Regions from separate parts of the Mus musculus genome. Here all the other regions are linked to region 2. Evidence: chromatin loops called from intact Hi-C (ENCODE). Cell type or tissue: heart. All regions are shown on one strand.

Region 1 (2,500 bases), 310 kb after region 2:
GGATCTCCAGAACTCGTAGAAAATCAAGTCATGCTGTTGGCACCTGTAACTCCAGAACTGGCTGGGAGACAGTTGGATTCTATGGGCTCCAGCTAATCAATTTATCAAAAAACAAACAAACAAACAAACAAACAAAACAAAGAACCCAAATGAAACAAAACCAAGTCAAAAACAAAAAACAAAAACACCACCACCACTAACAACAACAACAACAAAAAAACCCAAGGTGGGCAGCTATAGTTGAAGACATCCAAAATTGACCTCTGGTCTCTACATGTACAGACTTGGACAACTCCCCTCCCCACCACACACACACATTGTCACATATGAACACACATACATACAAGATAATCCTGGACAAGCTGTCTAGTTGAAAGGTGTATTTCTCATGATCTCTTGCTACCAAGAAAAGCATTTTCCTCAATGGACGTCAATGGAGAACTTGCTACCATGTCTCCCAGCCATGAAAATCTCTCCCAAATAAACTGCTTCTTCTATAAGTTTCACTGGTCATAGTGTTTTCTCATGCAATAAGGAAAGTACACTGCCCAACCCCTGTGTCCCAGGAGCTCAGATGATAAAGCATTTTATAAACACCAGGAAAAGACTAAGATAGGTGGGCACAATTACTGCCTATCAACTTCACAGCCTGGACACAGTGTTCCTGTCAGACTGCAAATAGCACATTTGTGAATGTTGCCCATTTCCCGTGTATTCTGACACAGATTCTAAGGAGGTTGCCCGCTCCCTTCCCAGACTGAATAATTGCTAAAATAATGCAAACTGCAAGCTTAAAATGTTTACTAGCCTAGCCTGCATGAGGCCCTAGATTCAATTCTCAGCAGTGTGCTGTGTATTGTCTAGTAGCTCCCATCTCTTTCTACATTCCATTTGCATTATTTATGTGGGCTCTTGATTTCATTTTCCACTTTTAGAGCAAAAAAAACAAAAAAACAAAAATCATTCTTCTTCATTTAAGTAGGAGACACTCTTATCATGAAGAGTTAATTTTGTTAACTCAAGTATTTCAACTCACCTACTGAGTTCTCATGTTAAAAAAAGGCTAATTAGCACATTTTAATATCTTAAAATTAGTGAATTAATAATTAGCATATGGATTTACATTAATTTTAATGAGGCAAGGCTCTATAAATACATAGCCGCGATCAATGAGTCCACTGAAAAATATAATAGCAATTAATGTATTTGTGGCTTACTACATGGTTGGAACCCTTCCTTGTTGGGTTTCTAGGGGGCTCTCTTATGCAGTTCCACCCCACGCCACAGGGGGCAGAGCAGCGCTTTCTGGCTCACCGTTATCCACGCCACTTCCGTCTCTTTTGGAACGGACCAAGTCAGTGCGGAAAGGGGGAGAGAGACTGCATAGTGCGAGTAGGCCTGGCCCATGATTGATGTCGTTGGGAATTATGCTCCCTTGTGATTCGTTACTTCAAAGCACACTGACGCAGACACAGTACCACGCGCAGTGACCCCCAGAAGACTCCTAAGCCGTGCCGGAGTGCGCCCGCCATCTCCTCCTCCCCGACCTGGCGGGCGAAGGTATGGTGCGCTCGGCCCTGCTAGACCGGAAGCCGGCGCGGGCTGTGCGCGCCTCTCGGCCAGGGAAGGTCCGCACCGCTGCGAGGGGTCACGGTCCGCGAGCTGCGCGCGTCCGGGCCCATGGGTCTCCATGGCGACGGCGGGAGCCCGGCAGCCGGAGCGGGGCCGTGGCGCTCCGGGGCCCTCCGCGGCAGCGTGGCCGTGTTCGCCTCCGTGGCTGCCGTGTTCACCCTCACGCTGCCCCGCTCGCTGCCTGGGGGAGACTCGGGTAAAGTACTCGCAGGCCGCCCTCCTCCCCGCCCCCCTGCCTCCGGGTGCCGCCGCCTCGGTGTCCCGGCCCCGCGTCCCCTCGCTGGAGCTCCGTGCACGGTTCTGAATTCCAGAACCAGTTCTCTTTCCGGTTCTGGATCTTGGTCTCTGTGTTCTCGAGCTGCTCAGCCGATGAAATTTAACCACTGTCCACTTTGCCCGGATCGTTGTTACCTGTATCACCTGTCGTGCCCTTACAGTGTCACAGACAAAAAAAGATTGACAGTAGTTAACAAATAGCATGGAGCGTTCTACTGTGTTTAGAGACGACACAACGGGTTATTAAATAAACTACATTTTAAGTAGTGGTGAGTTACGGAGGCACTAAGGGAGAATGTGGTTGGAGTGGTAATGAGTAGATTCCTCAGAAGGTCAGGAAAGGCTACCTTGGAGGTGTATTAGTTAGAACCTGAATATTAAGGAACCAGCCATGCAGAAAATTTAGAGGGGAACTCATAAAAGGGAATGCAACTGAAAGCACCCCTCTTCCTGTGAAAATGAAAGACAGGTTTCACACAGATTAAGCTAGGGCATACTTTTCACATATCTGAGTCTAGAAACAAGTCCCTGGTTTGGTTTGGTTTTTACAGCCAGATAAAGTGATCAATAATTTCTCATAATAATCAGCCGT
Region 2 (2,500 bases):
CTTTGGGCCAGGGAAAATGAGATTAAATCGTGGTTTCAACCTAGGAGAATTGGGAGCAGGAAGCCAAGCTGGGGCTGTCATCTGTGATCCGTCATTCTCCAGGGCTGCTCATGTCGAAGAGATGCCTTTGTTGAAATAAGAATAAAAGCAGTAATTGACCACTTCAGCCTCCTGACCTTGGTGATTGTTACATCCTCTGATGTAATTTATTAGTGTAATTTATGGAGTGCCAAGGGTTTTAATTAATGAAGAACGCACAGACTGATATGGGTTTCATGCCAACGGTCTCACTCTTGGTGTCTTCTTTCCTCTACTCCCTCTCTCTGCTTCAGCCTTCCTCTCTTCTCTCTTGCTCTCCTCCTCCTCCTCCTCTTCTCCCTTTGTTCTCCCTCTTTCCCCTCCCCCTTCCTCCTTTTCCTCCCGACCTTCCTTCTCCTTCCTCCACTTCCTCCTCTTCGGTCGTCTGTGCTTCTCCGCCTACAGCTTTCCTCTTAGGTAGACCTTGTTGATTCCACTTTTGTAGCTTTTAGGAGTCTTGGGTGTGCAGCAAGCCAAAGCACAGAATCCACCTTCCGAATGGCCTCCTTGAAGCCAGGCTTCCCAGCCTTCCCATCCCATGAGGGTGCCTCCTCTCACACATGTCAGTCTGTTTGGGTGCTGGCCGGTTTGCCCGCTAGGTTGTTTTCATTCATCCACCGCATTGGAGGAAACGGCATTGCAGTTGCAGGAGTTGGAAGTGGGTTTCACAGTGTCTCTCAGAAAGTGGTTTATGCCTTAGCAGTCACATAAGATTTTTTTCTTCTTCTTTCTTAGAAGGGAGAGGCTGTTAAATGTGCATAGTAAGATGATTTTCCTTCATGTAAACTTGAGAAGTTTCTTCCGTAATCGTTGGAACAAGCAACAGGGAAGACAGACTTCTTGAGCCCTGTGACATGTAATCAGTGTGTCTGGATTAAAGGGCATAGAAAAAGTGATGCTTTCTACACGAAGTGGGCCTCTGGTTCTTTTCTACCACCAGGGGGAAGCAGGAGAGCCACCCTGACTCTGCTTGCCTGGCCCCTGGGCATACTGCCGGCCGGGTTGTCTTAGGCTTGATCCACACACAGAGATGGTGCTTGTTCACATACGAAGGAAGAAGGTGGGAGAAGGGCTTTGTCTGGTGCCTTCTTCTGAGGAGGGCCTTTAGCAGTGCAGTTTATATGTGGAAAAAGACCCTCTCTCATTGACGAGTGGGCTTCCAGCTTTATCAGACGACATTTAAAAGGCACAATTGTCACTGCGTGGATCCAGTTTGAGGCTTTGGGCTTATGGTTTGAATTTCAGATTCTAAACTGTTCGACGTTTTCCTGTGTTGCTTCAGGGAGTTGAACCAGATCGATCTCTGCAGAAAAGTTCAGAAGTCTACTCCATTGGGGCTTGAAATCTCTGTCATTCAGCTTGAAATGAAGCAAGAACACCCAGCTCAGGGTTCCTGGACTTTGGGTATTTCTGCCTGTAGTGGGGAGGACAGGCTCCAGGTTTGCCTGATGCCTTAAGGGGTAGCTTTGTTCCAGGCACACACTGGAGGAGAGCATACCACATGCCCACGTGCTCAGAGAGTGCAGAGATGAGCATGTCCATCAGACTATCACGCTGTTTGGTTGCTCTCTCCAGGAAAGAAAACATCGTCCTGTGTGTGGCTTTTTCCTCCCAAACTGTCAAGTCGTTGACATTTTTAAATTTTCTGTAATGTCTCTGCAGTAAAGGTGGAGAGGGCTGGCATCCAGGACTACGTGACCGGGATTTGCTCCTGAAGTTTGGAATTGGAATCTTTGTAGAACATCCTCTTTGACATACTTTAAAATCGGGCTTTCCTGGTAGGGATATGTGAGTAATGACGGGCTATTTAAATATTAAAGGTTTGTTCTATTAAGCTAATCCTTTGCCTGCTTTCTCTTTCTCACTGTAACTGGTGTGTGGTTTTACTGAAGAAGCAAATGGTCTCCGGTCCACTGTCAGTCACATAAAGCCTGCTCATTCATTCCACTGCCTGTGTGAGCTCAGGTGGAAACAGTCATCTCTCCTGAGGTCATTGGCACGTTTGTTTTCTCAGGTGACTTTCACGGCCCACCTTTCACACCGCCCTGATGAGCATGGGGGGCGGGTGTGTGTGTGTGTGTGTGTGTGTGTGTGTGTGTGTGTGTGTGTGTGTATACCCTGCTTGGATGTGATCTTAGCTGACAGGAGCTGGAGGGATTTTCAGAAGGGAGGCTAGATTGTTGCAGGGACAGCTGGGTGGAGGTGGAGTCTTTGGGAGAGCCATAGGATCTTTAATTATCTAACTCAGCACCAGGCCCTGGCCTGGCATTACCCTATGGCTTTCCTTGGTTTGGCCACAGAGAAGGAAGCCAGGAAGGAAAGGAAAACAGATGGGCCAGGGAAGGGGAAGTGCAGGGCAGGAGATGGAGGAGAGCAACTGCAGGGCTGCTGAGTGCAGTGAGTGGGATTTCAAACACGGTGT
Region 3 (2,500 bases), 320 kb after region 2:
GTGCTGGCTGGCCTGTAGACCTCAATTCTCACAGAAATTGATTGATTGATTACATTTATTCATGGAAACTGTTCATGATCTGATTCCTTCTGTTTTAGTTGTGCTATGTCATTTTTTTTTTCTTTCTGAAGACTTTAAAATTTCCCCCCACTTTTCTATGGTTTTTAATCATGAATAACACGTGGCAGTTTTCCTTTAAAAGCATCGATAGTTATTACAGGCAAAAACAGTAGTCCTGATTGGCTCAGGAAGTGAAAGTAACCTTGGTATGATTTTTTTTTTCTCAGAAGTGGCAACACATTTTTTATAAAATATGGGATAAGGACTTACTTTCAAAGTTATTAGAGATGGGAAGATTATCATTTTTGAGGCCTAGTGGTAGTGGCTGAAGAGAGAAAACCTGAATATACACGGTCCTCAGTTGCTGCTTTTTGTTCACCGGGTCTGAACCTGGCAGTATAAAGGTTTGGATCCCCTGCTCTCGGCTGCCTAGAGCGAGACACACTTGATGCTCAGAGATCATTTGCTACAGGAATGCTGACTGACAGCAAACGAAAGGTGTGTAGCAGGGCTTGGGTTTTCCTTCCCTGAAAATGCTAGTCTGACCATTCTCCACACAGCCTGGAGAGATGACAAACCAGGACGTTGATTATGTGAATGAGCCAGAGGGAAACCTTCACGTCATTTTCATGACTAAAGCCTGGAAAGATAAGACTACGGGAGGATAAGAATGATACGTGTCGTGGGCAGTGGTGGCACATGCCTTTAATCCCAGCACTCTGGAGGCAGAAGCAGAGGCAGAGGCAGAGGCAGAGAGGCAGGCTGATCTCTGAGTTTGAGGCCAGCCTGGTCTACAGAGTAAATTTCAGGACAGTCAGAGAAATCCCATCTCAGAAAACCAAAACCAAAGACAGACAGACCGACGCACAGAGAGGGGGTGGGGTGTGCAGTTGATCTAGCCTGCGTTAGCATACTTCCTTCCTCTGATCCACTGTGACTTTCTTGTTAGGAAGTGACACTGTAGTAATTTAGTAGCCGGTAGTGTGCCTATGCCGCTGCTCCCTGCCTGCTTCCGCTTCCACTTCCCTGAAGTAGGAGCGCTCAGTGTCAGTAAAGCTAGTGCGTCCCATGTGGGGTTGCTGCTATGTAGATATCACTGAAGTCAAATGGATTCATGAGTTTTAGGAGGCATATCAAATGTGTGCTTGGAACGAGTTTCAGGTTTCCGTTGTTTGCCTTCTGGTTGAGGGTTAGACAAGTATGTGACTACACATGAAAATCAAATACCATGGAGTGGAAAGGAAGGGTGCACTTTACCATCCATCGATAGCAAGTCTGTGTCAGTGCTATGAATTGAAACCCCTGATTTATCCATTGAGTCAACAGATGAATGCTGTTCTGTCCGCGAGAAAACTACTGCACAGTCAGTAACTTCCTCAGGAGCCCTCTCTAGGTCTCACGGATGTTATGGACCAAAAAGAAAGTGGTTCCGTGTTAACTGGAGAATGACGATGCCCTTGCTTGTTAGGATGGACTTTCTTAAAGCCCTCGCAGCCGCTCTCCTTCAGTGGAGTGAATCTTCACTGAGAGTTACTCAGTGGGATTGAAAAGACTTGACATCCTTCCCGTACTGTCTCCATAGGTCTGTCTGCGTCGGACAGAGCACTGCATTTGCCTAAACTGTGAACCACATGATTTTGTTGTTGTTGTTGTTGTTTTCAATACATCCCAACCACAGCTCCCTGCCTGCACTCTCCCATCCCCGTCCCCAATCTCCTCCTCCTCTGTTTCCCTTTAGAAAAGAGCAGGCCTCCCAGGGATATCAGCTGAACACTGCATATCCAGATATAATAAAACTAAGCCCAAACCCTCATATCAGGCCGCATGAGGTAACCCAGTAGGAGGAGAAGGGTCCCAAGAGCAGGCAGAAGAGTCAGAGCAACCCTGACTCCTACTCTCAGGAGTCCCACAACAACAACCAGCTAACAACCATAACGTATGCAGAGGACCTAGCTACGAGCCATGCAGACTCTGTGAGCCCCTATGAGCCCTGCTTTGTTGACATCTGTGGACCCTGTTCTCCTGGTGTCCTTGACCCCTCTGGCTCCTACAATTCTTCCTCTCCCTCTTCCACAGGGTTCCCCGAAATCCAAAGGGACGGACCTGATGGAGACATCCAATTTGGTATCTCTTTCTGCCTAGTGTTTGGCTGTAAACCACGTGATTTTAGAGATAACCTGCCCCCCCCAAAAAATCAAGAAGATTCATCTACTACAAATATATCACATAATATGTTTATACATAGAATATGTTTACAAAAAATAAAACAAACTGGGCCTGACAGTACAGGCCTATATATAATCCGAGCTATTCAGGAGAATAGGATAGAAATACAGCAAATTCAAGGCCAAGTTACAGAGGCCTGGGATATAGCTCAGTATGTTCAAGGCCACTGGCTTCAATCCTCAGTAAAACACACACACACACACACACACACACA

The links. Peaks named below come from ENCODE experiments on the same cell type or tissue, not always from the same donor. Only the 100,000 strongest peaks of a DNase experiment are listed, where the experiment ranks them.
Region 1: it touches region 2 in a loop (2.8-fold over the local background); 4 of 42 quality-filtered maps call a loop at or near these places.
Region 3: a loop joins it to region 2, with 2.3 times the contacts of the local background. A loop is called at or near these places in 4 of 42 quality-filtered maps.

Annotation. Positions count from the first base shown.
Region 1 is chr14:48,444,776-48,447,275 of GRCm38, forward strand. It overlaps Tmem260 (transmembrane protein 260), which reads left to right and starts at 1,577. Exons shown (of 16, transcript NM_172600.4): 1 at 1,577-1,828. The coding sequence starts at 1,681. In heart, a CTCF peak has its summit at 1,283; a DNase peak (open chromatin) is centred at 1,616; H3K4me3 peaks cover 1,456 bases; H3K27ac peaks cover 1,148 bases.
Region 2 is chr14:48,137,277-48,139,776 of GRCm38, forward strand. The region is part of intron 1 of Peli2 (pellino 2); the gene reads left to right. Among named protein-coding and RNA genes, the nearest start is that of Peli2, 18 kb to the left of the region's middle. In heart, a CTCF peak has its summit at 1,007 (motif pointing right); DNase peaks (open chromatin) are centred at 655, 1,075 and 2,395; H3K27ac peaks cover 356 bases; H3K27me3 peaks cover 2,088 bases.
Region 3 is chr14:48,458,083-48,460,582 of GRCm38, forward strand. All of the region lies in intron 3 of Tmem260 (transmembrane protein 260), which reads left to right. Among named protein-coding and RNA genes, the nearest start is that of Tmem260, 13 kb to the left of the region's middle. In heart, no CTCF peak of the experiment used is centred here; a DNase peak (open chromatin) is centred at 1,039; H3K27me3 peaks cover 1,003 bases.